Regions from separate parts of the Mus musculus genome. Here regions 2 and 3 are each linked to region 1. A link is a loop called in an ENCODE intact Hi-C map of the cell type or tissue named here. Cell type or tissue: heart. All regions are shown on one strand.

Evidence for each region. Peaks named below come from ENCODE experiments on the same cell type or tissue, not always from the same donor. Only the 100,000 strongest peaks of a DNase experiment are listed, where the experiment ranks them.
Region 2: a loop joins it to region 1, with 2.1 times the contacts of the local background. A loop is called at or near these places in 10 of 42 quality-filtered maps.
Region 3: a loop joins it to region 1, with 2.7 times the contacts of the local background. A loop is called at or near these places in 10 of 42 quality-filtered maps.

What each region holds. Positions count from the first base shown.
Region 1 is chr14:19,747,246-19,755,245 of GRCm38, forward strand. It overlaps Nid2 (nidogen 2), which reads left to right and starts at 4,012. Exons shown (of 21, transcript NM_008695.2): 1 at 4,012-4,320; 2 at 4,996-5,304. The coding sequence starts at 4,093. In heart, no CTCF peak of the experiment used is centred here; DNase peaks (open chromatin) are centred at 3,256, 3,966 and 5,186; H3K4me3 peaks cover 3,730 bases; H3K27ac peaks cover 3,164 bases.
Region 2 is chr14:19,804,040-19,812,039 of GRCm38, forward strand. It overlaps Nid2 (nidogen 2), which reads left to right. Exons shown (of 21, transcript NM_008695.2): 16 at 1,259-1,388; 17 at 1,804-1,975; 18 at 3,888-4,045; 19 at 5,941-6,064; 20 at 6,915-7,027; 21 at 7,147-7,748. The coding sequence ends at 7,157. Rtraf (RNA transcription, translation and transport factor) reads right to left here. Exons shown (of 8, transcript NM_026528.3): 8 at 7,363-8,000. Among named protein-coding and RNA genes, the nearest start is that of Rtraf, 16 kb to the right of the region's middle. In heart, no CTCF peak of the experiment used is centred here; a DNase peak (open chromatin) is centred at 3,512.
Region 3 is chr14:19,813,694-19,821,693 of GRCm38, forward strand. Rtraf (RNA transcription, translation and transport factor) reads right to left here. Exons shown (of 8, transcript NM_026528.3): 3 at 6,214-6,313; 4 at 3,368-3,454; 5 at 2,492-2,580; 6 at 844-912. Among named protein-coding and RNA genes, the nearest start is that of Rtraf, 6.1 kb to the right of the region's middle. In heart, no CTCF peak of the experiment used is centred here; a DNase peak (open chromatin) is centred at 4,458.

The sequences.
Region 1 (8,000 bases):
AGATGGTTGGTTGAGCACAGTACATTGCAATCGTGCTTAAGGATACAGGAGTGGGATATAAGCCTTTATCACATCAATTATAAATGTCCTTCCAGAGATCAACAGCCAGCTAGGTAGATACCATCTCCAATGGCCACCTTTGACTGTAAGAGAAGCTAAGCAAGCAATATGAAGCTTCTGAGTCCAAAGCAAAGAGGAGGAAGGCTGCTGGGAACGAATCTGAATGTCCACTATATCAGCTCTCTCTGTATTTAAAATCACAGGAAACCTACATGTTCGATAACACAGACGACAAGACTGCGAGACTCACAGTTTATACACTGTACATTTTACATCAAATACTATCTTACGAATGGTATTTCTTCGGCCCAACATAATTCTACTTGAGCCTCAGTCTGGGAAGACATGCTAGTTTGCCCAATTCTATTTTTTCACAGGCCAACACACCAGTCTTGAAATATAATGGATAATAAAGTTATGCGGAGAATCCCTGAATACTAGGCCACCCATAGAGTGTGCTTGTCTGACTTTGCATGGAGCAGATGCTCCTGGGCTACCCATGGACATTGCTCATCTGACGATGCACAGAACATGCTCTTGAGTACTCGCTTCTATCTGCACACTGAGGCACAGATGTGCTTTAACTTTCCTAAGCAAAATAACAGGAAGTAACGTCATTCTTGGGGTCATGGCACTCATAACAGAATGTGTCACTGGAGATCTATTGGGAAGGCGTCGTGTCTGATACAGACCCTAGCTCGAGATGGATAAAATAATCTCAATTCTCAAACGTTCTTCAGTCTACTGTAAGGACCCAACCCAAGAGGGCTAAACGCTTCTACATCCTTTACAACTTCAGTTTGAAAGGGGCCTCTGCCTCTTCAGCCAGCTGGGCAGGTCATGGAAATTCTATCCTTGCAAATGAAACTGTGGGTACCAGAAAAGCATTTTTTCCCTCTGACTAGTGAAACAGCTATGACAGAAATTTTCTTTTCCCCATGACACTTTAAAAATGACTCCTTTAAAAGTGACATTTTAAAGAAGCTTCTCTTTTGGTGCCATGGAGTTGCTTAAAAATAAATTAGAATAAAAGCTCTAAGGAATGTCTGTTTGAGCACAGCTGTGATTCGGGGAAACAAGACTGTTCATTTCAGCCATCTCTCCCCTGGAACTCCTTCTTGGTCCTCAGATTACATGGGAATCAAAACTAGTGCTATCTTTATTTTCAAAGCCAGTTGGCCTGTTTTGCTGGCAAATACATGTTATGCTAGAGCCTTGCATTTATGCTTCATTTTCAGAACCAAATTGTGATGGTGAGCCTGTAAGGTCGAGGATCAGGTCATGACAGCTAGGGTAAGCTTTCGGGAATATTGCATGAATGAATGAGAGACTGATGAAAACCGGAGAACAGTAGTGGGTGGGTTGCTAAGCAGCTTGGTAAAGAGGATTACAAATTAGGTCTGATTAGTAGAAAAGGTGGCAGAGAAGAATGTTGTTCTAGGCCAACAGAGCTGGGCCCTAGTCCCAGGGTGGCTTGCTTGGCTTCACCCACTCAACAAATACTCCTTGAATACTCTAGGCACCGTGACAGGCTCAGAATAAGACAAAATTTCTTCTCCCAAAACATACTGATGGTGGCTAATCAGACCAGGGGAGAGATGTGGAAAGAGAGACCACCACGGTAAGCGTGGTGGAGCAAGAAGAGGCTTCTAGATCTGGCTGTTTTCCAGGAAAGCTTTCTGAAGACTATTGCTTCATGTCTTGAGGGATGCAAAGGGTCATTTATGGATTGGTGGGGACACTTATCCACCATAGGGAAGGGGACTAGTGTGTGAGCTATTCTGCGTCATGAAATATAGGAGGTGCCATTTGAGAGCCGATGGCACAGCCAGAGATGAATCAAGAGAAGTAACCTAAGTTACTTTGCAAAGTGAAAATGCCATTGAATCAGTAAAATCTTCGGTTGAGGGTAGAAGTTTAGAGATTAGACAAAACTGGGTTTAAAGAAAAGCTCTGATGCACACCAGTCATGTGGCAATAATCACTTAAAACAACAAACAAACAAACAAACAAACCACTGCCCAAGCTTAGTCTCCTTAGCACAGTGTCCTGCTGATTTGCTTGTCTATTACATCCAGCAACTCCTCTCAAATCAAATGTCTTAAGACAACAGATATTTAGTAATTCTCGGGGTAATTAATTCTTAATCAAGAATCTGTTGTGGCTTAACTGAGTGAGGCCTTCGCTTCAAGGGTCTATCATATGGCTGCAACCAAAGTCAGCCAGGGCTGTGGTGCTATCTCAAGACTCCACTAGCTCACCTACATGACTCTTAGCAGAATCTGGTTCCTTACTGGCTGGTGACCAGAGGCTGTCTGGAGTTCTTTACTCTGCATTGCTCTCCAAATGCAGTAGATGGCTTCCTCAGAACCAGTGGAGAGATGGTGTTGGCTGGCACGACAGAAAAGCCACTGAAGTGAATTCTCATCACTATGGCCCCCATTCTGTTGGTGAGAATACACAGGCTAGCCCACCTTCCTGGGAGGCTGGGTGATTTTACAAGGGAGGAAACACTAGGAAATCAGGCTGTGGGGATTCCGTCTTGGAATTTGGTTTGCCACTAATTTGTAGGACAGACCTCCAGTCAAAGTTAGCTGCTATTGTTATGCTGAATGGAGGAGATGTGCCGAGCCTGAGGAAGAATCCATGAAGGATGGAAGAGGTGACCTTGAACAAGTCAAATAATCTCACATCTTTGAGACACCATTTTGTCCTCAGCAAAATGTAAATATTTGGTCCCAAGAGGAAAAATGAGAAAAAAAAAATGTGCAAACTTGAGTTTGTTTTGTGTAAGAGCAAACATACCCCTCTCCAGCTAGAGGGAGCAAACTGCTGTGGGCCTTTTTTGTTGTGTTGATTCAGAGTCTTTCAGTCTGGTGTCTTCAAGAAGTTTTAGTATTTGGCCCCATGGGTCTTTAAGAATTACATAGCTGGATAAACACAAAGAGAAAGCTCTGTTTGAGAGTCCTATATCTTTAAGTTTTTTTTTAAACTACCTTTGCTTCTAAGGAGCCTGTGGGGGATGGGCCAAGCCGAGAGAAAACGGACTGTACGTGGGAAATTTCACCCTCCTGATAATAAAATAGTAATAAAATCTCATCCGGCTCCCAGAGGGGATGTTTATGATGGAGGGGGTTCCCCAACACCGGCACAGCTGCTTTCCAGGTTGTAAGGTTTCCCATCCTGCAGGGCAGCTCGGGTTACCGACTCTGTGGCCTCCCGCTAGGGCAGTTCCTAAACTCCCAGGCTTTGGGAGAAACACTCAGTGGTTCCGCCCCGGCGCCTGGCCGCCTCACTCCAGGCTCCAACTCAAGGGGGTCACACAAAGTAGGATTCACCGTCTGCTGAAGGGTGGTTTCCCCCAGGGAAGGCAAACAGCTGGGGAGGACATTTCAGAGGGTGGCAGTGTCCTTACAAAGGTTAGCCAGCGCTTGGGGATAGAATTTAGGAGTCAGCCTTTCACAAAGGCATGCTTCTCAGCAGGAAATTTGGGTGGGGCGGAGCAGCCCCCGGATGGAGACAAAGCTCCTTTGATTCTTTATCCGAGGGCCAGGCCTCTAGCGAGAGGGGTACCCCGGACCCTAGGGCAGGGCGCGAACTCCAGTGTGTTCATTACCCTCCCTCGCTCTGCCAACCCAGTGCGCACAGTCGCTCCTGCCCAGAGCTGCACGCGCGCCGAGGGTCCTGCCAGCCCTTGAGGTCACCTCCTGCAGCGTCGTAGCCTACACTGGAGAGTTGGGGGTAGCCCAGGAGTAGTTGGGACAGCCTAGACCAGACCGGGCCAACGGCCTCACCTTCCAGCCCGGCCACTCCAGCAAACTACAGCAGTCTTAGAAAACCTAATGAGAACCACATGTAGTGGCCGCTGGCGAACTTTCTCAGAGTCGCTGATTGGTCAGTGGCCGAGAGCTGTAGCCAATCAGCGCGCTGGGCGGGCCCGTATTGCGGACCAGAGGTCCAAGTTGGAGTCTGGCGGGCAGTGTGGCCCGCAGAGACTTGCGGAGTGGAGGGCAGAGCCAGGGAGGAGTGAGCATGTTTCGGGACCCGACAGCCGGGTGGCTAACACCGCCATCACCGCTATCGCTGCTGGTGATGCTGTTGCTGCTGTCGCGAGTCGGGGCTCTGCGTCCCGACGAGCTCTTTCCTTACGGGGAGTCGTGGGGAGACCAGCTGCTGCCGGAGGGCGACGACGAAAGCTCAGCAGCTGTGAAGCTGGCAATACCCCTGCGTTTCTACGATGCCCAGTTCAGCAGCCTCTACGTAAGTTCAGCTCCCGGAGGTGCGCGGTTGGGTGTGGGACTCTTAGCTTCTTCCCAGGGAGTGGAACAACCTCCATGTTTAACTGTCGTCCCCTCTGGGGACCAGGCTTAGCAGCGGCGCTGCAACTTCTTGATCCTTACTGTGGAGGAATAAGGATCGTTTCAAGGGCGAGCTGGAACCGTGCCCCTCTACTTTGACATTCTAGGCAGGAAGATGAAGTTAAGGCTGCGAGTGGGGTTTGCGTTTAGGGCGGTGGGGGGGGGGGGACTGTGCACGCCGGCAGAGCTATCTTAAGGGCGAGCAATACTGGAGAAAGATGGACCGGTTCGAGAGCAGCCGCACCTGTGGGTCGCAGTGCACTGGAGGGTGAGATAGGAGCTTGCTACCCTGGATGTGGCTCAACCTTGATTGGAGTAGAAATATTTTCTACAATAGGTGGACGGTAGGTGCGTACGACTGGAGCACGGTGGCTGCCCTTGGGCTTGAGCGACCACCACTATTTTGACCTTTTAAAAATATTAAAAATGTTGGGGATTCACGTGCCACCTCGTGTGTATGAAGATCAGAGAACTGGCTTTTTCTTCCACCTTGTGTCCTAGAACTCAAGTCGTCGGGTTTGACGGCAAGGTGCCCTTACCTGCTGAACTGTCTCACCGCCCCTTGGTCTTATTGTAGGTGGGCACCAACGGCATCATCTCCACCCAGGACTTCCCCAGGGAGACTCAATATGTAGATGATGATTTTCCTACTGACTTCCCAGCCATCGCCCCTTTCCTGGCTGACATCGACACTAGTCACAGCAGGGGCCGGATCCTGTACCGCGAGGACACCTCCGGAGCTGTGCTGAGCCTGGCTGCCCGCTACGTGCGCACTGGCTTCCCGCTGTCGGGGTCCAGCTTCACCCCCACCCACGCCTTCCTGGCCACCTGGGAGCACGTGGGCGCCTACGAGGAGGTCAGTCGCGGGGCTGCGCCGTCAGGAGAGGTAAGTGAGGGATACCCTGCAGCTGAATAAATTAAAGGGACGGCCTGAATTTTGTGTTGGATCTAAGGCTTTGACTAGGAGTTTCTTCCCTTGATCAGGCGTTGAACTGGATGAAACCAGTGCTTAGGCAGCTTGTGAGTGAAGTCTATTTATTGTCTCTGGGGGCATTCTAAGGCTCTCCTAAGTGGCTAAGTCGGCTTAGTGAAATGAGGGACTAAGGCTCAGATACCAAGAACCACCTATAAGTACACAAATATTTCTAATGATAGGTTCATTGAAGGGAAAAAATGGAAAATTGAGGAAGTTTTCAAAAGGAACAACCTCTTATTTTCCTACCACTGTTAATTAATTAATTAATTAATTAATTTTTTTGGTATGAGTTGGGCGTGGCAGCACATGCATTTAATTCCAGCAGAGGCAAGCAGATCTCTGTGAGTTCGAGGCCAGCCTGGTCTACAAAGTGAGTTCCAGGACAGTGAGAATCCACAGAGAAACCGTGTCTGGACAAACCAAAAGTAACCCATATTTTGTATGTACATTCCCAGCTATTGCTTTAGCATATTCTTGCCATTAGCAATGGTGGGTTCACAGTGCCCATAATACTGTTTCACTTGCTTCTTCTGCTGGATTGTATACTCTTGAAAGTGTGATTCTGTAACATTGAAACAGCTGTATCAGACCTCCCCCAGTGAACTTATGACCCTTCCTAGGGATCATTAAGGTTGCTCCCGTGTTTTTATTATAATCAGTACTATACAACACTTTTCAAGGTTTTTATTTTATTCATATGTGTGTCTCTCTCTGCTGGTGTTGGTAGGGCTAGAAGAGGGCTTAGATTCCCTGCAGTTAGAGTTGTTACTTACAGGCAGTTGTGAGTGGCTTGACTGAGTGTGGCTTGACTGATTGCATACAGGGATTTGAGCTAGCATACTGACAGGACTACATGTGCTCTTAGCTGTGGAGCCACCTCTCTAGCACCTCTCTAAAGCCAACACTGTCTTAGCTGACATCCCAGGAAAGTAGAGAAGGATGCCACACACTTCTTAGCAAGCTCCTTGTAGCTTTCCCCCACATTGCCTTTGTAACAGTTTGCATACTTCTGTCTGCAGGAGACTGTTTTGCAGTTTAGCTAGAGAAAGCACCAAAAACTCTGCTCCTAGCTTTGGTCTTAGCAACATGTGAAGTGGGCAATGGTTGGTCAGGGTAGCTTGCCTCATTCCTGGTGTAGGTAGAGACAGAGTCCTCTTGTGAAATTCCACCTGGGTGTATAATGGCATAGGAGCAAAACCATGTTTGCTTTAACTCCTAGTGTTTCTTGACTACAGAAGTGATATCATCCCTAAGAGGTTTAAAGCTTGCCCATTGTCCCTGTCACACGGACAATGGTTGTGATTGTTCCATGTTCTTAAAGGAAAAGACATGTTTTCTTAAAGTCTGCACTAGCAGAGATCTAGAAATAAACATTATTTGAATTTAGTTTCTTTTTCTTTTTTTGGTTTTTTGAAACAGGGTTTCTCTGTATAGTCCTGGCTGTCCTGGAACTCACTTTGTAAATCAGGCTGGCCTTGAACTCAGAAATCAGCCTGCCTCTGCCTCCCAAGTGCTGGGATTAAAGGCATGTGCCACCACCATCCGTCGAAGTTACAGTTTCTTACTTGACGGGTTAGCATCCGGTTTTGTTTACTGACTAGCCTTGTAGTATGTGGGCTTGACATATCAATTCCAATTCAACAGAATACCCTCAACTCAAACACTTCATGCAGGCCAGCCAGCTAGAGGGCTAGAGAAGACAGTCCCCTGTTTCATTCATTCATTCATTCATTCATACATTATCTCTTAGACATTTATCTAAAATCATGTATAACTTATAGTTGAAAACAAACTTTTCTAATACAAGCAACTAGGTTACCAGTTCTTATATTTCTATTTTCTTATAGTCTTTTTTTTTTTTTTTTAAGTTTTCATTTTATGAGTGAGAGTGTGCACACATGCATGTGGGGACCAGAGGTCATCTTTAAATGTCTTTGCTTGGGAGCCATCTTGTCTCTGGGACCTAGGACCCCTCAGTTAGGCTAGGCTTGCTGGCTAGTGATCTGCTCATTTTTCTCCCGGAAGCTGAGATTATACGTGTGCTGTCACGCCCCCACTTTCATGTGGGTGCTCTGGATCACGCTCAGGACTTCACGCATGCGCAGCAAGCACTTCATAGACTGCTGCCTTCCCAGCTTCTCTTGTTATCTTAAAACACAAAGCAAAAGGCATATATGTCACAGAACCATATAATGCACATATCTCTATTTAAACACAGTTGATATTTATTAATTCAGAAGCCATTTTTATACAATGTTGGTAGGCACCGAAATAAACACCGAGTTGACTGCTCCCGTTCTGAAAGGCCTCATTTACGTTTTGTTATGGCAATATGGTAGGCCCTCTACCTAGAGCTTCTTCCAAACCCCTCCATTTGGGTAGGTTTCTGAGAGCAAGCTAAGTTACTTGCAGGATAGAAGGCAGACTGTATCAGCCTGTGCCTTGGGGCATGGCAGGCACTGTCTTTCAGAAGAGCAGGGGTGATGGGATCTAAGGAGGGAAGGCTCCAGGGTAGAGAAAGGTTGTCCCCTCTGAGGACTGTAGATTGGGTTCCCAGATAGTGGGCAGTCGTGAAAGATTCGAAGTGGGGGAGTCTAACTTTTGTT
Region 2 (8,000 bases), 57 kb after region 1:
TCCTAAGAAAGCGTCAAAGCAGCCAGCGTGTGATGAAAAGAGGGCCTTTTTCTTCGAGATTCGAGGCTCCGGCCCCGATCCCAGTTTTTAAGAGTGTAGGGCTTTATAAGTTTCTCCATGCTAACCGTCTTGTGTTCTAGCCACACCAGATGGCTTGATTGCCTTTCCGAACATGTCTAAATGGGCAGGGAGGAGATGGTTATGGTAGAACTGAAGGAGAAGAGGGAATTACAAGCACTCTTGAGGGCAATTTCCCTAAAGTGTGACCTTCATACCAAGAAGCTTGGTTTATGAATCCCGTGAGTCCCTGGGCTCATTGCCACCTACATGAATGTGTGCCCTTGCTTCAGAAGGAGGGAGGACCTTTTAAGTTTAATTTTCAAATAAAAGTGCCATTGACCTTAGGTCCCCCCATATAAATGCTAGCTTTTCTACGGGAGCCAGATTCTTCATACAGTGTCTCATGGTGATTACTTTAGGCCAAGCCCTAGGAGGTTTTCCTAGGCAAGGCGGGGACTGGTGTGGCCTGTGTTGAACTCCGTGTCTGCTGGGGGTTTCACAGCAAGAAACTGGGTTAGAAATGGAAAGAAGCAAGGCCTGTGTGGAGCTCAAGCGGGAACATCGAAGATTCAGGGTTTTGAATAAGACGGTCATTCATCACGAAGGAAAGGGAGAAACTACCAGCCAAAGGCTGGCGACCACAGTCCTCCCAAATTGTTAAATCACAGGCTCTCTTGTATACTGCACAACTAATTGCTTATATTAAGAGGCAGGGGTGGCTACACCTTGGGCTGGGGAGGATTTCATTCTGTTCACCCAGTAGGGAAATCTTGTTGGCATGTGTTAGCAGATTTTAGAAAGGGTCTTTAAGAAAGTGCCAGGAACACTTAGAAGCGTTCATCTTTTGCACCATTAAATATTAAGGGCTTACCTAGCGGGATGCTCCTCTCATCAGGGAAAGGGCTGGTTTTTCTCATGAAGTGACCGTGTTCACAGCCAGTGCTAACAGTACTGGAGGAGCTTGCTGTCTGGAGGTAGTCAGTGGGGCCCTTTATAAATGCCTTACTGACTGCCGTTTTGGAGAAAATGAAAGCATGCAGGTTAAACGGCTGAGCCTGGCTCTGATCCGAGGGAGGAGGCTCCCCCAGCACCGCACCACCACAGCGCAGGTTGTTCACAGTAGTGCTGTGTAGCCGTGAACTTAAGGTTGGGGATTCAGGAATCCTAATCCTTCTGATGTCACCATTGGTCCTCAAAGGGCTCCATAGTTGTGGGGATTGACTATGACTGCCGGGAGAGGATGGTCTACTGGACAGACGTTGCTGGTCGGACCATCAGCCGTGCCAGCTTGGAGGCAGGAGCCGAACCCGAGACCATCATTACCTCAGGTCAGCAGCTCCTCCCATGGATACTTGGCGGTACCTTGTGTGTTGCTTCCGTTGGCCTGTTTGGTCCCAGTTTCTCCCACGCTCATCTAAAGGGAAGGTTAAGTTCTCTGCTGGTGACTTTAGAAAGGTGGTTTAGGATAGGATGAATGAACTGCCACTCCAAGAGTGGTTCGCAGTGAGACTGCAGGGTCTGGCAGTTTAGATTGCCTGTCCCTAGCACCACGGATGCCAGGTGCCATCAGGGCAGCAAGGTCCAGCACAGAAGAGACTGGATATGGTTTAAAAAGTTAGCCTTCGTCCTGGGGCTTAAGGCTTTTCTGTTCTATGCTCTGGATTCTGTAAGCTGCTCAGCAGACGGGGAACTTGATTTCGCCTTCTACACCAGCCAATGCTCCTGTCTTACTTTTATTTCCAGGTTTGATAAGCCCGGAAGGACTTGCCATCGACCACTTCCGTAGAACAATGTACTGGACAGATAGTGGCCTGGATAAGATAGAGCGGGCCGAACTGGATGGTTCCGAGCGGAAAGTCCTCTTCCACACAGATCTGGTGAATCCACGAGCCATCACTGTGGATCCAATCCGAGGGTTAGCTGGCTTTCTTTGGTCTCTCATGCAGATCTGTTTTGGAGACCCTGGCTCTTATATATGTCATGGGAAGGTCTAGATAGACCAGAATAAAAACTCAAATACAGTAATTCACCAGATATGTAGACCCGCTGCTGGGTGTCAAGCATTCTTGTAGGCAAAAATCAGGGGTTTTTTTTGTTTTTTGTTTTGAGCTTGCATGCATTGTACAAGGCATTCGGAAGTAAGATGACATTCAGTAAAGATGTTAGTTAGTCTGGGATGGGATGTGTCACACGGAGAAGCCAGACCCCATCATGGAGAATCCAGAGGATGCCTGGGTCAGACGATCATTAGGCAGGGCCTTGGAAAAGGATGGGTCTGCAGAGGGAGTTGTTTCCTTCAGCCGTTCCCTGAGCAGAAACACCACAGCAGGGTTTTTGGGTTTTTTTTTGTTTCTGTTTTTTTCTGGATGGAGAGTGTACAACGTCAAGATAAAAATGTTCTCTCTGTGGCAGTGCCAAGGCCGTCAACTGGGGTATCCAGGCCTGGGTCAGAGGTCCCAGGATTACTGAGCTGCAGCGTCCACAAACACAGTTACAGAGAAACCCTTCAAGGTGTGAAGGTTCTTCCTGAAAGTTCTACACAGGAAGGTTCCTTATCTGCGGGACTTAATTAACCCTTGAGGCTCCTCTTTGATGGTCCCTGGTACTTAGTCTGACCGGTCAGGGACTGAACAATGGCACCTTGTTCGGTCATTAGGCTCCAAGATCTAGAGTCTAGAGGACAATGTCACAGCAGTGTGCATGCATGTAATGTGAGCCCCTCCTCGCAGCTCCAAGGAGACTGCTCACTGTGTGGTTCTCGGCCTGCCACAAGTAGAAACTGCTCTCTGGCTCTCACTGCCACCCACAAGGAGTGACTGCCACACAGAGGAAACTGTTTCTCTCCCTCTTGCTAGGGCTCCCTGTGGTTCAACCAAAAGATATCTATGGCTTTCATGGAAGTGCCACTGTTTCTGCTCTGTAACCCTGTTTCCATATGCATAACTCATCTCCAACTAATGAGATCCTACTTTCTGAGTATTTTGTATGTTAGGTCAGAGTCTGTCTGTCCAGGTCATTGCCAGGTGTAGGATAGCTAAGTTTCCCTTCCAACACTTAGTGTTGTCCCAGGAAACTCTCCCTTGATCCCACTGAGTTTCTTATAACAGGTCCCATAGCTTCTACCACAGATTTTTTTCTAACAAATACATTTCTTTGGATTCTAGGCCCAAGATCTAATTCAAGATTTCAACAAATTAAGGGTTTCTGGGCAAATGCATCGGGTTTGTGAGAGGCAAGGATCTAGACAGTTAATAGATAATGACTTCCCACAGAGTTACGATTGTCAGAAAGCCATGGCAGCCTAAGGCAACATTATTAACTGTGAGTGAGGTATCTGGGTGAGGTAATGTCAAAAAGCGACAGCCAAAGGTACTAGCCAGGCAAGGCCAGCATGATCCAGACTTTCTTGGAAAGGTCCCTTTCCAAACTCTTGTGGACTGCTGGCAGGCCCCAGGCTATTGTTGGCCATTGGGCAAGAGGTAGCTTGCTGTATAAAATCCAACTTCCCCTGGGGAGCAAGAAAAGGCACTGGACAGAAGCCAATTTAAAAAAACAAAACAAACAAACAAATAGTGAAAGTGATTTTATGACTTCTACCGTACCATTCACCAGGAGCAAGACACTAAACTCAGCCAAATTCAAGGGAATTAAGGCCGAGAATACCAGGAGGAGACAATCAGCCAGTGGTGGCCAGTGTGGCTGATGCACAGGGTGTGAGGCAGGGAGCGATGCTGAAGGTTATACATTCGAAACAAGAGCCCTACTACTAAGCTATATGCCACAACCCCTGCACAGTTGTTCATAACAATCTTAAAATTTATCCACAGCAACTTGTACTGGACAGACTGGAATAGAGAAGCTCCTAAAATTGAAACATCATCTTTAGATGGCGAAAACAGAAGGATTCTGATCAACAAAGATATTGGATTACCCAATGGATTGACCTTTGACCCCTTCTCCAAACTGCTCTGCTGGGCAGATGCAGGTAATACTGGATGTGGAGAAAGGTATGCTTCCCTTACAGCTAGCAGTGTGAGCACTATGGGAACAGCACTACAAACCAAATCCTGCCCATCTTTATATCCTTTCGTTTAAATTTCAGTCAGCACAGAATATACCAGATCTGTAAGCTTTAAAAGAACCTTTTACAGTGATTCTTACAGTAAATTTTCTGGGGCTTAGGGAGGAGGCTGGACTGTGTAGCATGTCTGTCCTGACCCCTGACCCCACTGTGTAGCATGTCTGTCCTGACCCCTGACCCCACTGTGTAGCATGTCTGTCCTGACCCCTGACCCCACTGTGTAGCATGTCTGTCCTGCCCCCTGACCCCACTGTGTAGCATGTCTGTCCTGCCTCCTGACCCCACTGTGTAGCATGTCTGTCCTGCCCCCTGACCCCACTGTGTAGCATGTCTGTCCTGCCCCCTGACCCCACTGTGTAGCATGTCTGTCCTGCCCCCTGACCCCACTGTGTAGCATGTCTGTCCTGCCCCCTGACCCCACTGTGTAGCGTGTCTGTCCTGCACCCTGACCCCACTGTGTAGCATGTCTGTCCTGCCCCCTGACCCCACTGTGTAGCGTGTCTGTCCTGCCCCCTGACCCCACTGTGTAGCATGTCTGTCCTGCCCCCTGACCCCACTGTGTAGCATGTCTGTCCTGCCCCCTGACCCCACTGTGTAGCATGTCTGTCCTGACCCCTGACCCCACTGTGTAGCATGTCTGTCCTGACCCCTGACCCCACTGTGTAGCATGTCTGTCCTGACCCCACTGTGTAGCATGTCTGTCCTGCCCCCTGACCCCACTGTGTAGCGTGTCTGTCCTGCCCCCTGACCCCACTGTGTAGCATGTCTGTCCTGCCCCCTGACCCCACTGTGTAGCATGTCTGTCCTGCCCCCTGACCCCACTGTGTAGCATGTCTGTCCTGACCCCTGACCCCACTGTGTAGCATGTCTGTCCTGACCCCTGACCCCACTGTGTAGCATGTCTGTCCTGACCCCACTGTGTAGCATGTCTGTCCTGACCCCACTGAACACCTGGAAACTTTGAAGTCTGACGTACTGGCCGCTGCTGCCACTTGGCTGAGCTGAGGTTAGTCTCCCTTCTGGGCCATTGTTATCACTTGGTGTGCTGCGATCCTTTGACAAATGCTGAGAGAGGATGTCCTCCCTCAGGATTGCCTTTGCTTAACCCCAGGATTATCTATTCTGTGGTGTGCTTTGCATTACCGAAAACCCTTAAAGACACTGTGTATGAGTGTGTGTGTGTGTGTGTGTGTGTCTCTCTCTCTCTCATTCTACTAAAGAAAGGAAGTTCTCAAACTTACAAAATATGTAGCTGGGCGTTTTTCACAATCCAGTCGTCAGAATATTACATTTTTAAAAGGTATATGAAATTCAGTCTTCATAAGAAATATGAAATTTGAAAATTCTTGAATTCTATAGGATTTTTTTTTCAAAAATTCAAAGGATTACCATGTAAAAATAACCACTACCATTATCTTTTTCTTATACCTAGAATTTATAAATATATATATTGGCCAATCTGGATGTTATGTTTTCAACTTAGAAATTTAGACTTAAAATTATAAAAATTCTTATCTTTAATGACCCCCCTTGGAAAGACACTGCCAGATTTCAATATATTAGATTCTTCCACAAAAAAGATTGAAGTTTGATTCTCAAAACTAGAGTTCTGCTGTACCAGGTGGAGAGGAATCGTAGGCCAGGATTTACAGATGCTAATGTGGACTGCAATGGGCTTAAAATGCCACATGTTGAAATTCTGCCTCTATTCCCTGGAGAAGGACCTGGCAGCTCATTTTTACCAGTGGTTTGCTCAGGGCATGAAGGGAACTCATTTTCCTTCTTGGGTGTCTTAAAAGGAACCAAAAAACTGGAGTGTACACTACCCGATGGAACTGGACGACGTGTCATCCAAAACCACCTCAATTACCCCTTCAGCATCGTCAGCTATGCAGATCACTTCTACCACACGGACTGGCGGAGGTGAGCCCCCGCAGCAGCCTGGGGGCAACGGGTTCTGCAGAACATGCTGTCTGACAGTCAGCAGCTTTGGCTGGAAGCCCAGTTGACTCTGTCAGTAGACATCGGTCTTGCAGGGCTATGACTTGAAATCATCCCTGCATTTCACCCGCAGGTTTATTGGGTGTTGCTTGCAAGCAGCATTTAAACTGAAGAAATTTGGTAGTAATTAATAAGAAGCATTTATTTAAATATGTTCTTAGAGAATGAGTTTTAAGCAGTACAAAGTTTTAAGTTGAATTTTCCTTTTTAAAAAGATCAATAAGCAGGACATGGTGGTGCACGCCTTTAATCCCAGCACTAGAAAGGCAGAGGCAGGGTGATCGCTGGAAAAACAAATTATAGATAATAATAAATGTTTTCCTTAAAGACTAAAAAATGCTATTTGACTCCCCGCTAAGAACGCTTCAAAACAGAACATAGGTGCACGCCTGAATCCTTTCCCCCATTCCTACAGTTTCACAAGACCTAATGGTAGTACTTGAATAGACCCCATGGGCCTAGCCAGAATTAGGAACTGATTTAATCACTAGTTCCTATGGCCACAGAACATAAATACATTCTGTGTGCTGTTCTAGGGTTTTGACTTAGAGAATGGCCAGGGAGAAGGAACAGTCGTTTGCATTTCCTGTAAGTACCTAACTGATACTGGTGGAGGGGCTACATCCAGAATCATTGGTATAGACAAATTGAGTCAAAACACATTTAGTGGAATTGCTTTTTAATGTATTATGGAAAAGTGCCCAACTGTTATCTACTGAAACTTGACCTTGTGACTGACCATCCATGAATCCTTCCTTCCTTCTTTTCCTAGGGATGGTGTTATATCAGTGAATAAGGACAGTGGCCAGTTTACTGATGAGTTTCTCCCTGAGCAGCGGTCTCATCTCTATGGGATCACTGCAGTCTACCCGTACTGTCCAACAGGTGAGTCTATCAAAGTGCATCATGAGGCTTCCTTGGACCAGCGGGTAGAGAGGGGCTGTGCTAACTGTCAGCACTGCGTTCCTTAACTAATGATACACTGCTGTCCACTCCCCTCACAGGAAGAAAATGAACACTAAATGTATAGGAGGATTTCAAGTTTACAAGAATCTTGTCCTAAGAATATTTGCTACGAAGGCAAAGACAGTGGAAAAGGAATTGGCCATTATGAGCTCTTGGCACACAAGTGAGCATTTTCAGTGCAGTGAGACTCAAGTATATTTTGTGAAATGTATACCTCAATCTTTACTACTGTATTTTTAAAAACAAAGGTTATCACAAGTTTAAAATAGAATTTTAATCATTGCTTATTAAATCAACTTTTGTAAACAGTTATTTAAAAGGCCAAATTCATTCAACATAGAACCAATGAGAGCAAAGACACTAAATCTGATTTTTGTTTGCCATGGATTCTACCTGGCCAAGAAAAGTAAAGCAAACAGATGGCTATGAGAACTGATTCCTGAAGCCCACTGAGGCCCGCCACAGACGGACCATGGGGTTGGCCCAGCGAAGTCCTCAGACTTTATTTATACTAAGGTGCTACAAAGAGTCCCCAAGTGCCTCTACAGAAGTATCCCTCAAAAGTACTCCGGGTAAAACACCAAAGATGCAGCAGTTCTTCAATTTTCTATATAATTCCAATAAAATATTTTAAAGCTTTCTTGTGGTCTAAATATCTATATTGTCTCCAGGACAAAGTTAAGGGTTGGAGTGAATGTAACCATAAAGGGTGCACAATAATTGTAGAAACAGAATACATGGACTCAAAACAGAGCAAAACAAACAAGCCTTTTACTTCTCCAACTTTATTAAAGAAAAAGCAGCGGTGGTAAATCTCTAGAACATAGTCAATCTCCTGGGGTTCTCCCTTCAAAGTGTGACATCTGATTTCCAAGCACATGCTGGTGTAATG
Region 3 (8,000 bases), 66 kb after region 1:
GGCATGGTTAAAAATATTCCAGTAGGGCTGGTGAGATGGCTCAGTGGGTAAGAGCACCCGACTGCTCTTCCAAAGGTCCAGAGTTCAAATCCCAGCAACCACATGGTGGCTCACAACCATCCGTAACGAGATCTGACTCCCTCTTCTGGAGTGTCTGAAGACAACTACAGTGTACTTACATATAATAAATAAATAAATCTTTAAAAAAAAAAAAAGAAAGAAAAAATATTCCAGTAGTATTCGTCACGGGGAGGTAGCCATGACATACTGAGCAAAAGGAGATAAATTACAAAGAATCCCAAGTGTGAGTATGAGATCTAGATCTAACATGAAAGGAATAAGTGTGCCCTGCCTTTCTCTACCATGTAGCCAACGATCCAACACATTTCACAAGGCTAAATCCCTTGGCACTTGCCTCAAGTTTACAGACAGAATGGACTAGTAGATTCTCTAGAGTGTGAAATGTGGTCACACATGAAATTCACTGTTCATCCAGTTGTCTGAACTTCAGTTACTGAATATATTGAGTTTACTTAAGAATCAAGTTCAATTCACATCTAACCTTTCTCCTCCTGTTCCAACAAAATGGGCATCTTTTGTGTGTGTGTTGGGGGGTGTGTGGGGAGGGGAGCAGTTCTCTGTGTAGTCCTGGCTGTCCTGGAACTCTATATGTGTACCAACTGGCTTTATACTGAAGAGGTCTGCCTGCCTGACTCCAGAGTACTGGGATTAAAAGTGTGTGCCATCATACCCAGCCCAGAATGTGTAAATAACAAGTTTAAATGCATGCAATACCAGAGGGAGTTTCCATTAACTGGCTTAGAATCTTAGAAACACACGTACCTCTTTTGTTTGATTTGCTTTAGCAACTGCATCCTGTGTTAGACGTTCCTGAACCAAAATTCGAATTGCCTAGGAAACCCAATAAAGACCAAACTTACTATTTTGCCAAATTACTAATACACAATTGTCCATCCCTGCCCCTGAGATTAGACCCAAGCTCTAATGCACACAAAGAGAGCACTCTACCCCTGAGCCTTAACATGCTCACTTCTGTGCCTGGCAAACCTAAGATATCCTCCATATAGAACCATAATTACTTGAGTGCCAAACAGGATAATTATCTATTAGACCTAGGACTGTACAAAGCTTTCTGATATAGCTACTGTAAGTTTAAGTACTCCTCAGTTTCAAAGTTTGGTAAAAGTTATCCCAAATATACTGCATTCTCTGTTTTCCTTAGTTTATGATTGAAATTTATGTGGGCCTGTCCCTAGGAAATATTTCCATACTAGATTGAGCAAAAAATAAAACTTTGAAACAGCTGGATTTTACTAACAACAACTTGATGTCTTTGGCATCCAACCTGGGTGAGAAAGATCCATCTGGATTCAACATGAATATTCTATTAAGCTAAGAACACTACTTTTGTTGTTAAAACTGTTCACATAACCCATACAATTCTAATAAGAAGGATAAATTATAACCCCTTCTGGGTAGAGGGAAGTTTATTCAATTTATTATGAAGCAGTTTATAGTAAGCTTCACTCGAGATCTGCAACAGCCATATCTAAGTCTCCGAATCCTCCTGCCCCACCCCACTGCACATCCACAGCAGAAAGTTGATGAAATGTTTTCCTTTCTCAAAATTAAAAGTTCTTCCAGAGAGCTGTGTTCCTTGATATAGAGGTATATTCCAAGAAAGGAAAGATGCTGAAGATGAGAGCATATGTTTGCTAAAGTAGCTAAATTCACCATTAGGGATCTGGCATTCCCCCTTAACACAGACTGAACTCGCAGACTGAGCAGTCAGGCGTCTCTATCACTGTGTCTTGCATGTTCATTAACTTCTAGATCTGTTTCCTGATAAAACATCTTCTTTGGGTGTGAGGTGTACACACGTTCATGCAAACCTGTGCATACAGGTGTGTGCGCAAGTGGTGTGGAGATTAAAGGTTGGCACTGCTGTTTACCCAGTTGTTCTCTACCTTTTCTCAAATTAGCCTTCTCTGCTCAATTAGGTATTTGTCAAAAACAAAAGGAGGGCAGTGATGAATATGATGTGCCTCACATGGTCTTGGCTAGGCTGGCTGGCCAGCTTGCCCGGAGATCCAGATATCTGCCCTCCCAGCACTGGGGTTGGAGTTGTCACTGTGTTTGGTTTGATACGGGGTTTTGAGTTCCAAACCCAGGTCCTTAGGCTTAACCCTTTAGCAGCAGAGCCAGCTCCCTAGGCCCCAGGTTTGTTAGTATTTCTCAGCATGATTGTTAATAGGATTGAGTGACATTTTAGGTGTGCAGTTAATGCTCAGATATCAGCTTACTGCTGGATAATGTGAAACATAAAATAATAATGTATGTGCTCTAGGTCCCACATTCTTCTGAATTTCTATTCACCAGCCCATTATAAGTGTAAATAAAAACAGCATATAGGAAAGTGAAGGTGTTTCTCCATGTGCAGTCTCTGACAAGAATAAAATGGGCAGCTTACCTTAAGCATTACCAAGTAGTCATCATGACGCTGAATCTGAAGGAGGTTAGCCAGAGCCATGACACCCGCCTTAAAATCAGGATTATTTACTATAAAAGATTAAAAGTGAATAAGCAAAACCCAACTCTACAAACATCATAACTGCTTGTCTGAACACAGGAGCTTACAGAAGGAGCAACTTTCTAGGACCAACATAAAGCAAGTTCAAGTCTAGGGGAAGCCTCCTTACTAATTGCACCAGCCACATGGAGAACTTCATAAATGACTAACCTAACTCCCGGTGAGCTTGCCCTGCAGCGGTCTGCGAGGCCCAACTATGGACACCTTTTAGTGTTTCTCCCCAAAGCTATTAATTTTAATACAGATGCACTCGATGGGTGCATTCCCCAGATGTGCCTTCCTGTCACAGAGGCTTTGGAGTATGCAAGCTCATTCCCTCTTGAAAATAGCTTACTGCAGGTCCCAATGCAACAGTCGGGGAAAGCTTATTTAACACACTATACTCTAGGTGATTTCCATAATCTTCAGGCTTTAAATGGAAATTGCTAAAAGGGCATGTGGGACTTGTAATAATGAAACATTTTACCATTTGTCACTAGATTAAAAAAATAAATTATATTGCCAGGAAGGTAACCAATGAGTGTCACAATGAGCAAGAAATCAAAATCCAAATTACTTGAAGCAAAAAAATAAACACCATTGCTTTTAACATTCAAATTTCTGTGTTGAGGGGATGGGGGAGAGAGGGAAAGCTCACTGCAACTGAGTCTCAAACAGGAGAGAGGCTGCTATGCACTCCTGTTGGGCTTGCACTTGGGCATACAAGTGGAAAGCAGCTACAAAACCAGGGCTGCCACCTGTACGCACCACACTCACCATCCAAGTTGATCAGTGGCTCTGCATTTTTAGCTGCGTTGTCAGTATTTTTCCTGTTATCAGGTACTAAGTCCTTGTACTTTTCAGCTATAAAAAACAAGCAACAAGGTAAAATAACTACAACTTAAGATTAAGATAAATATTGCTTATTTACTGAATGTCATTTAGCCAGATTATGATATCCACTCAAAAATTATTATACTTCACTACAATTAAAATTTCAAAAAAAATAATGTAACTTTTTGATTAAGTTTAAGTCCTTACTGGTACACTGGACACAAGGGTCTTCTCAGTAATGTTTCTGAGATAAGCTTTAATGCACCAAAGGCTGGCCCTGACCTTTGACCCTCCTCCTCCTCTACTTCCCAAAAGATTAGGAAATATAGTCTTTTAGACCTCTTAAGTTTGGGACTGAAGAAGTGAAGAACAGGTAAAGGGGGGAGGGGCAGATGGAGGGACGACAGGGCACAACTATGAGGTACCTAGAAATTAAACAGAAGCAGGGCACGGTCCCAGTTACAGAAGCCAAGCAGGACAACCACAAGTCACACACCTGCCTGAGCTACAAATTAAGTCCAGGGACAATGGGCAGCTTGTCAAAAGCCTGTCTCAAATTCTAAAAATATAAATAAATAAATAAATAAATAAATAAAAGAAAGATAAGTTTAAAAAAAAGTATTGGGTAGACACTAAAACCAAATCCTCCCAAATCTTTTCAATAGGTAAAATACTGCTTTCAACACAAAAATCAAAATATCTTAAAACGTATCGTACACGGATTTAAGATGTCATGGAGATTAAAACTCTGAAGGTATGTTGTTTTCACTTGAAAAATATTTTAAAAGTAATGAATAAACTTACTGCCAAAAACGGCTCCTCAGATCTTGATATAAGAAAACTCTTTGTACTGTTATAATTTTTCTATCAACCTAAATTTTTAAAAAGTAGTAAACTTTGAATCAGATCTTAATAACATTAATTGGCATATGAATAAAGTTTTCTTAAGTAATGGAAGAGCAAGCAAAAATTCTCAATGATTTCAACACATGTAAGATGTTTAATAGCAAGAACACCAGCGCCTCCTGCAGGTTAAGGCCAGCACTGCTACCTTAATCAGCTTAGTGCCTGTCCCTGCAATGCTGAAACTGAAGATTAAACAAAGCATGCTGGCTAGTTGAGATTTGTAATATACCTGTTATACCATTCATCTTTCAACTTTCCTTTTCCCAATATAGAAATACCCCACTTACTACACAAGTTTTTATTGAAACTTTGAGAAACAAATGCATGTGCTAAGAATGCACTGTGCTGGGATACAGGAAACAACCCTGAAGCCAAGTATAAAATGGAGCCAATGTGATGAGAAAAGACATGGAGGATGGCTAGGAATCCATCAGGGAGCAGCTGAAGATCAGCCTAGGGTCCAGGATCCCAGGATACTCTGTTGCAAATAACCTCCCACACAGTTGCTACCAAGCCAGAGCAGGAAACACAAAGAACCCGCTAAAGGCCCCAAACATGAGCAAGGCTGAGGTCACAAGGCCTACATTCCCATATATTCCATCATGGAAAGAAACCACAGGGCTGCTTGCTTTGTTCTTTCAAATAAAACTGAGAGTGTTTTTATGAAAATGGGAAAGTGACAATGCTTTAGATTAGAAAATGCAACTAGAGCTGGTCTTTAGAAAGACCAGCTTGAAAAAAATATTTTAAAAGTAATGAATAAACTTACTGCCAAAAATGGCTCCCCAGATCTTGATATAAGAACACTCTTATACTGTTACAATTTTTCTATCAACCTAAACTTTTAAAAAGTAGTAAAATTTGAATCAGATTCTAAAATATAGTTCAGAAAGTTAGCCAGAGGACATGCAGCTGAGAACAGGGGGTGGCACCGCCCTATACTAGAAGAAGGTGACAAGAGCTGAAGCCTACAGGGCGGCAGCAGCAGAAACACAGGTGACACAGCAGACTCAGACAAAGACTAATGGTAACGGGATGGGTGGGGCAGAGAAGCTATACATATCAGACAGGTTTCAAGAGCACACATCTAGGACCTGAAAGTGACAGGCACCGTGAAGGAAAGTCACAAACCCAAGGATGGAAGTGAAGCGGGGTGCTCAGCCTGAAGCTGAGGTGTCTGATGAAAGGAAGCAGTGCAATGAGGCACCTCTTCCACTGGCACCAACTTCAAACGCTTCAGATAACAGAAGACTGTCCATAGCTGAGGAAGATTAAACACTACACATACATATTGGCCTACACTGTCTTAATGTGCACTGGCACTAGACACACCAGTATGTTTCTATCTCCTGTGAAATAGCTGCTGCAACCAATACTCCAAACCCCAAGGGCTCTGATGTTGGCAGCAGTGTCAATGGCTTAGTTGCAGTGGAAGCTGGCAAATTAACCAAGTAACGTTCCTTTGTTAAGGAATTCTATTAACCTTTTTCAGAAAACAACTTCCAAATTCTAAAAAATAATGAAAGCATCAGAAACAAAGCAGGTCCACTTTTTGTAATAAAATAAACCAAGAGCAAAATACAAGATAAGAAACCTCTTCCCACCGCCTTCTTTCTCATCTAAAAACTATCCACAACAGTGAACTAAAGATGAGCTGGAGTGAGTGCTGTCTCAGCGGTTAAAGCCCTGGCAAAGGACCTAGATTAGATTCCCAGTACCCACATGGTAGTTCACATTTGTAACTCTAGCTCCCGCAGATCTGATATCCTTTCCTGGCTTCTGAATACAGTAGGAATGCATATAATACATATACAATTAAAAATAAAAATCTTTTAAGAAGCCCCATAAGCCAACACCCACCCTATATCCTGCACAAAACATACCGTTATCTCCATATTCAAGTCTAACAGCTAAACCAAGAAGCCAGTCAATCGCTTCTTGCCGATCCTGAATCTTGAAAGGACAGTTAACATCTTTGAGATACTGTGAAGGGAAAGAGGGGGAAAAAAAATCTATTTCATTATCATAGAGCCACAGAACACAGAACAGCAGACCGACAGAGGCCTCAGTTTGGAGCTTTAAGAATTTCTTCCAGGCCTGCCTTGAATCCCAGATATCCAGGACTGGCCTGGAACTCCTGATTCTCTCCCCTCCACCTTCCTGGTGCCAGGATCTCAGTGTGCGCCACCACATCGATCATTATTAAACCTTTGATGTCATTATACAGGTCAGAAAAAAAAATGCTTAGAAGAAAACAATAAAATAATCCTTTTTAAAATATTTGTAACTGGAGATCCCAGGTAGGACAAGATACAAGAATAATCTCATTTAGACAACGAAACTACAACCTACAAAAATCTGATACTTAACACTGGCCATACCACTTAGATCTGGGACCAGAACCTTAGCTTTGACTCCAGGTCCCAATGCACAGGGCAATTAGATAAAAAGTGCAACTTTTAAAAGAAGGACAATTCAATTAATTACTGGAATTTTATCATTCATATGCAAATGTCATATACAAATGCATAACAGAGCAAGCCATGGAACTTGTGTGTCAGCTACAGCCAAGTCCTTTAGGCAAATAAGCTGATCCTTCAGTCTCTCGGGAGCTGAAAGTTGACCCTAACAAAAAACCTTTCAGTGAAAACTTCAGGGATAATTTATAAATTAATATGTTTTAGTAAAAATTCATTTTCTAACCAAAAATTTTATTCCTTTAATGAAACAAACAAGTCTCATTCATTAGATTTGGCCACGATCAAAAGCCACTTTGTGAGTACTGAATGCAAGTTAATAACTTAAAATCTATATTAATTACCAAATAGATGTTTCCTAAGATACCTTAAACAACATTTCTAATAGTATTTGGGTGACTTATGATTTTTTAAAAATATTTATTTATTTTATGTAAGTACACTGTAGCTGTCTTCAGACACTCCAGAAGAGGGCATCAGATTTCGTTATGGATGGCTGTGAGCCACCATGTGGTTGCTGGGATTTGAACTCAGGACCTTTGGAAGAGCAGTCGGCACTCTTAACCGCTGAGCCAACTCACCAGCCCGATTTATGATTATTTTACTATCTGTCAGGATCTTTTAAACAAGCAAGTGTCTCTAATCTCTGCATACTTTTTCATTTACAAGTGAACCAACAGAAAACACTAGCACTATATTTTAAGATCTTTAAAAGCCCACTGAAAACTGAAAAAAAAGTTTAAGGGTAAATAAAGATAAACCACTACAAGTAGTTGCAGTGGCAAGAAGCATTAGGCCTTGGTATGGGTAAACATTTATGGGAGAGGCCTATCAGGTATGTGGCTTGTGAACAAGAACAGAGACAGCTGCAGTGGTGGTGGCACATGCCTTTAATCCCAGCACTCCGGAGGCAGAGGCAGGCAGATTTCTGAGTTCAAGGCCAGCCTGGTCTACAGAGTGAGCGCCAGGACAGCCAGGACTACACAGAAAAACCCTGTCTCAAAAAACCAAAACACAAACACACACACACATACAAACAGAACAGAGACAGCTGCCACTGTCATTCCCATTTGTTGATGACACTGTAATGACATAATGTGGTTTTTTTTTATAGAGTTTGGAAACAATTACTCCTGAAAGAATATTACTAAAATTAAAATAAATCAATGTGAAACAATTCTAGTCACAAGATC